2 separate regions of the Homo sapiens genome follow, and region 1 is linked to region 2. Evidence: read pairs that join two places in POLR2A ChIA-PET (ENCODE). Cell type or tissue: OCI-LY7. All regions are shown on one strand.

Region 1 (2,500 bases), 310 kb after region 2:
GCAGATTTGAGTGGATAGGTTTTTATTTTTTTATTTTTTTTTACTTTTTTTTGTTTGTAAATTATGGTTAATCAGATACCTTGGGTGATTCTAGTCTTGCTCTCAGGGTTTGGCCCTCGGGGCATTACCTGAACTCTTTCATCCTTCGGAGTATGTTAATATAGTTTTATTCTTCAGCCTAGTTCCTTACAAGGCTATTCTTTTTAACAGAATGTTAACACATTGCAGAAATAGTGTTTTCAAATGACCATACTCTGTTTCTTTATCTAATCATTAACTCCTCAACAGCTGTTCCTCTACCTGAATTATTTAAATGAGATGCTAGTGTGTTTTAGGAGCAAAGAGAATAAAACTAGACTCTAAAAAGGTGCTGCTGTGCACAGTGGTATAAAATAACCCTTATTCTGATTTGGGGTGATTTCTGGGTTTTTTACCTATTTCTGGAAGAACAAGGAAGTGCACAGTGCCAGGCACCACGTTGTCCACAGCAGGGACTGTAGGAATGGTACATTGAGAACTGCTGCAGTTTGTCACAGGCCACCGGCGTTGGCTCTGCTTTGCTCCTCTGGCATCAGATCTGTTCTGATGGTGGCCACAGAAGAGCCTCTTTCCTTTTCTTTTTTTTTTTTAATGGCTCCCTTGCTGCTGGTTAGAAATAGCACTGGTCTGCCCCAAGTGTATCTGGCTACCTGTGCAAAAATTAAGGAAGTTTATAATTCTAATTACATATGTGGAAAATTAGGACCTTTATGCAAGAAAGGAGGCCAAGAGGCCTTTCTCCAAAGAAGAGGATAAGCATCCTGTGTTGGGAAAGCTAAACAGTGTTAGGAATTGAGGATGAGGAATGACTGTCCTGTACTGAGATTGTAGAAGTAGCAAGCAGTAGGTAGTATGAAAGATACATGGATTGAAGATTGTGTGTGAACATGAACTGGAAGGAGAAAAGAGTTGACTTAAATCAGGCCATGTTCCCTAAGAAAGAGATCAGTTGATCCAGAGGATGAGAAGTGACAGATTGGGCCAGAGTTGAATATTTATGGCAGGTTGGTAGCTAAGTGTGCGAGTACATCCGGGGCAGTATTGGATCATGTGAAGGTCTGGCTATGATACTCCACAGTCTATGTGAAGAGCTGTTAAGAAGACTGGGACTGTTGGCAGGGCATGGTGGCTCACACCTGTAATCCCAGCACTTTGGGAGGCCGAGGCAGGCAGATCACGGGAGGTCAGGAGTTCGAGACCAGCCTGACCAACATGGAGAAACCCTGTCTCTACTAAAAATACAAAATTAGCTGGGCCTGTTGTGGCATATGCCTGTAATCCCAGCTACTTGGGAGGCAGAGGCAGGGGAATCGCTTGAACCTGGGAGGCGGAGGTTGCAGTGATCACGCCATTGAACTCCAGCCTGGGCAACAAGAGCAAAACTCCATTTCAAAAAAAAAAAAAAGACAGGGACTGTTCATGCAGGTGAAGGTACAGTCACCATCTGCAGATGTTTGAATCACTGTCATATGTGAAACAGAAGCCATATGTCCTGCATGAACATAGGGGCCTCCACAAATGTACGGAAGCTACAGGTAGTCAGATTTCACCTTGAGAAGGAGGAAGGGCTTTTGAATAATCCAAGTTGTTAAGGTAGAATTGCCTCCCTCAGGAGGAATGAGATTCCTTATCAGTGACCAGAAAAAGGATGGTCAGATATTTCTCAGACTTATTAATAAGAATTTTAAACATAGGAATAATGGTTCAGACTAAGAGGGTTTTAATTTTGATATTCTATTGTGATTCATTCAACAAATAATTTTTGGGATACATAGTACTTGCTAGATACTGTTCCAAACTGTAGGAATGTAGCAGTAAACAATCTATAAGGTCCTGCTCTCATTGTAGTTTACAGTGTAGTAAGGAGAAATAATGAGCAACTTAACTTTCTGTAAAGAAAATATAGTGAAAGTGAGGTGAGAGCAAGTGACTGGGGAAGCTACCTTTACTTTAGATGGTCTTTGAATGAGGATGAGGAGGGACTGGTAGTGAGAAGATTCAGAGAAAGGGCATTTCAGACAGAAGGAATAACTAGCATTAAAAATTCAAAAGCAGACCTGGGCTTGAAATACTCAGAAAATAGGGAAAAGGGAAAAAGCTAGTGTGGCTGAAGCACAGCATCTGGGGCAAGAGTGCCAGGAGATGAAACCAGAGGGGTCTGGCGGGTCAGCTGGGGCCTTGCAGGTGGTTCAGGAAGTTTAGATTTCATTTTAAGAGGCAGTGGAAATCACTGGAGGCATTTAAGCAGAGGAGAGACATAATCAGATCTACACTGTGAAAAAATTACTTTGGCTGCTGCTTAGAAAATAGACATTGAGGGAATAGCAGGGAGGTATGCTGGTCATCACAGAGGTCTGGGGAGAGCTCGGATGCTGGCTTGCACCAGGGTGATGGCAGTGGGGATGGAGAGAAGCAATGAGTGTGTTTTGGAGGTAGAGCCAGCGGGACTTGCTGATGCATG
Region 2 (2,500 bases):
AGAGCAAAACTCCACCTCAAAAAAAAAAAAAAAAAAGCCTCTTGTGTAGATGTCATACTTAAAGGAAAGCCATGTTGAGGACTACCATAATAAATTAGAATTTGTTGGGAGTTAGTTGGAAGCTTTGAGCATCCCAGAAAATCACTTTTAATTTGAAAACTTCAAGTTTCCTTACCTTTGGGGGTAGAAACTAAATACAATGGATGGAAATGAGTGATAAGAAATAGGAGAAAAAAACTAAAAAATACTATACTGCTGCAACTCAGGAACATATAGGCTTAACTCTCATTTATTATAGCATGTAGTTTTAAACATACTGAAGAAAAATTAGTCATAGCTGAAGAAAGATTTGAATAGAATCCCATTGTATCAAAGGAAGAATTAAAGGAAAAAGAGAAGTTGCAAAGAGAGAAGAAAACAGAAAATAAGAAAGCAGATGCACTAATAAGAGTGGGATAGACTAATAAAGGCTGTTGGTAGTAGCTTGTAAAGTTAACATGTTTATTAAGTGAAAACAAGGTTGTAGGGGAGAATGGGGCTAGATTATTGTATAGCTAAGTATGAAGCCTGTGCCAATAGCTTATATTTTTGGAGGTTTTGTGTAATTATCATCTAAATTTTCACAAGTCTTAGTAAGAATATATCTTCACCTGCTTGTTTTGTAGTTTTTATCTGTTCTTTTTTGTTGTTGTTGTTGTTTTCTTTAGAGACAGGGTCTTGCTATGTTGCCCAGGCTGATCTTGAACTCCACTGTGCCCAACCATCCACTTTTTTTTTTTTTATTGCTACCAGATGTTACCCACAACTCTTGGGGTACAGTAGCTGCACACTACAGGGCTGACTTAGAGTTCATGGAAACTAAACAAACATACTATGGAATATAATTAGAGATAATACTTTATAAGTATCATCCTGAGTAGCTGAGATTACAGGCGCCCGCCACCACACCTGGCCAATTTTTATAAATAAACTAATTATAAACCAACTACGCAGTATTTTTTTTTTTTTTTTGAGATGGAGTCTCGCTCTGTCGTTCATGCTGGAGTGTAGTGGCACGATCTTGGCTCACTGCAACTTCCGCCTCCCAGGTTCAAGCAATTCTCCTGCCTCAGCCTCCCGGGTAGCTGGGATTACAGGCACCCGCTACCACGCCTGTCTAATTTTTGTATTTTTAGTAGAGACAGGGTTTCTCCATGTTGGCCAGGCTGGTCTCAAACTCCTGACCTCAGGTGATCTGCCCGCCTCAGCCTCCCAAAGTGCTGGGATTACAGGCATGAGCCAACGCACCTGGCCGCTACACAATAATTTATAAATGAAATAAAGAGTAGTGGAGGGTAGAGAAAAGCTTAAATTAACATTAAATTGATTCCCTTAGGATACAAAGAGGGCTGGTGTGGGGGAGACTCCAGCCCTCTCTGCTGCTTCCCCTGCTGTTATCTGCACAACATTTCTTTTGAAAATGAGTCCTGATGTTCTAAAATGTATTTGATGCATGCAGTTCTTATTAGAGAATCATTAGAATGAAGGCAGTACCACTCCTATTCTTATAACTGAAGCTACATTAAAAAAAAGTCCTGTTTTATATTTGTAGGTTCTAATCCTACAAATGAATGCGAAGGGCAGACTGGTGATTCAAGGACTCTTTGATTTAGATTCTCCTCTCTATCATTTTCTGACTCTGCAGCCTTGGTCAAGAGATTTCCAAACTCTGGATCTGCAAAATGAAGTAGGCAATTATACGAGATACCCTTAAGCACTTTTTCAGTTTCAGCATTCTACCTCGTTATTTTCAAACAATTTTCACTGCTGGTAAATGTTGAACATCCTATGCTGTCTGCTATATTAGTTTTCTGATTTCACTTGACTTTATCCACATGACTATGAGCTGCAGTTAATGCCTGCTTCCCTCCTATGTCTCCAACTTACAGATGATATCTTTATTTGTAAATAACAGTTATTGCTTTTTAAATATTAGAACAAGTAAGCATGTTCATTGTAGAAGATTTGAATAATACTGTATCAGTGATAATTCTTTGCATGCAATGGAATGAGCTGTGGCCAACATTTAAAAAATGAATTTATTAGAAATGTACTGGATGGCTCAGAGAACAGAACAGTTTGTTTGAGCAGTCAGGTCTAGGGAATAGTAAGAATAGAACAGTTTGTTTGAGCAGTCAGGTCTAGGGAATGGTAAGAATAGAACGGTTTGTTTGAGAAGTCAGGTCTAGGGAATGGTAGGAATGGAATAGTTCCAGGGGTCTTGGTTATAGGACCTGATCAAAAGCCTCTTAAGGCAGTGCTTTATAAAATGACTATCAGAGGATTTTTCACCCAATCCATCAAAGATTATTAGTTTAATAAAATACAACAAATATTAATTACTAGGAGGTTCTGCAAGACTAACCTTCTTGCAGATAACTAATGTAACTCTGAAAATGTTACAAAACAAAACAAAAAATAACTACCTGAAGACACTGGAGAGTGACCAAAAGCAGACGGA

Evidence for each region. ChIA-PET counts read pairs that join two places held together with the same protein. Peaks named below come from ENCODE experiments on the same cell type or tissue, not always from the same donor. Only the 100,000 strongest peaks of a DNase experiment are listed, where the experiment ranks them.
Region 1: POLR2A ChIA-PET joins it to region 2 with 6 read pairs; 29 of 35 experiments call an interaction of 5 or more read pairs at or near these places.

What each region holds. Positions count from the first base shown.
Region 1 is chr6:132,500,007-132,502,506 of GRCh38, reverse strand. All of the region lies in intron 2 of STX7 (syntaxin 7), which reads left to right. Among named protein-coding and RNA genes, the nearest start is that of STX7, 12 kb to the left of the region's middle. In OCI-LY7, no CTCF peak of the experiment used is centred here; no DNase peak of the experiment used is centred here; H3K4me3 peaks cover 684 bases; H3K27ac peaks cover 2,097 bases.
Region 2 is chr6:132,807,624-132,810,123 of GRCh38, reverse strand. All of the region lies in intron 1 of LOC107986644 (a long non-coding RNA gene), which reads left to right. Among named protein-coding and RNA genes, the nearest start is that of RPS12, 5.7 kb to the left of the region's middle. In OCI-LY7, no CTCF peak of the experiment used is centred here; no DNase peak of the experiment used is centred here.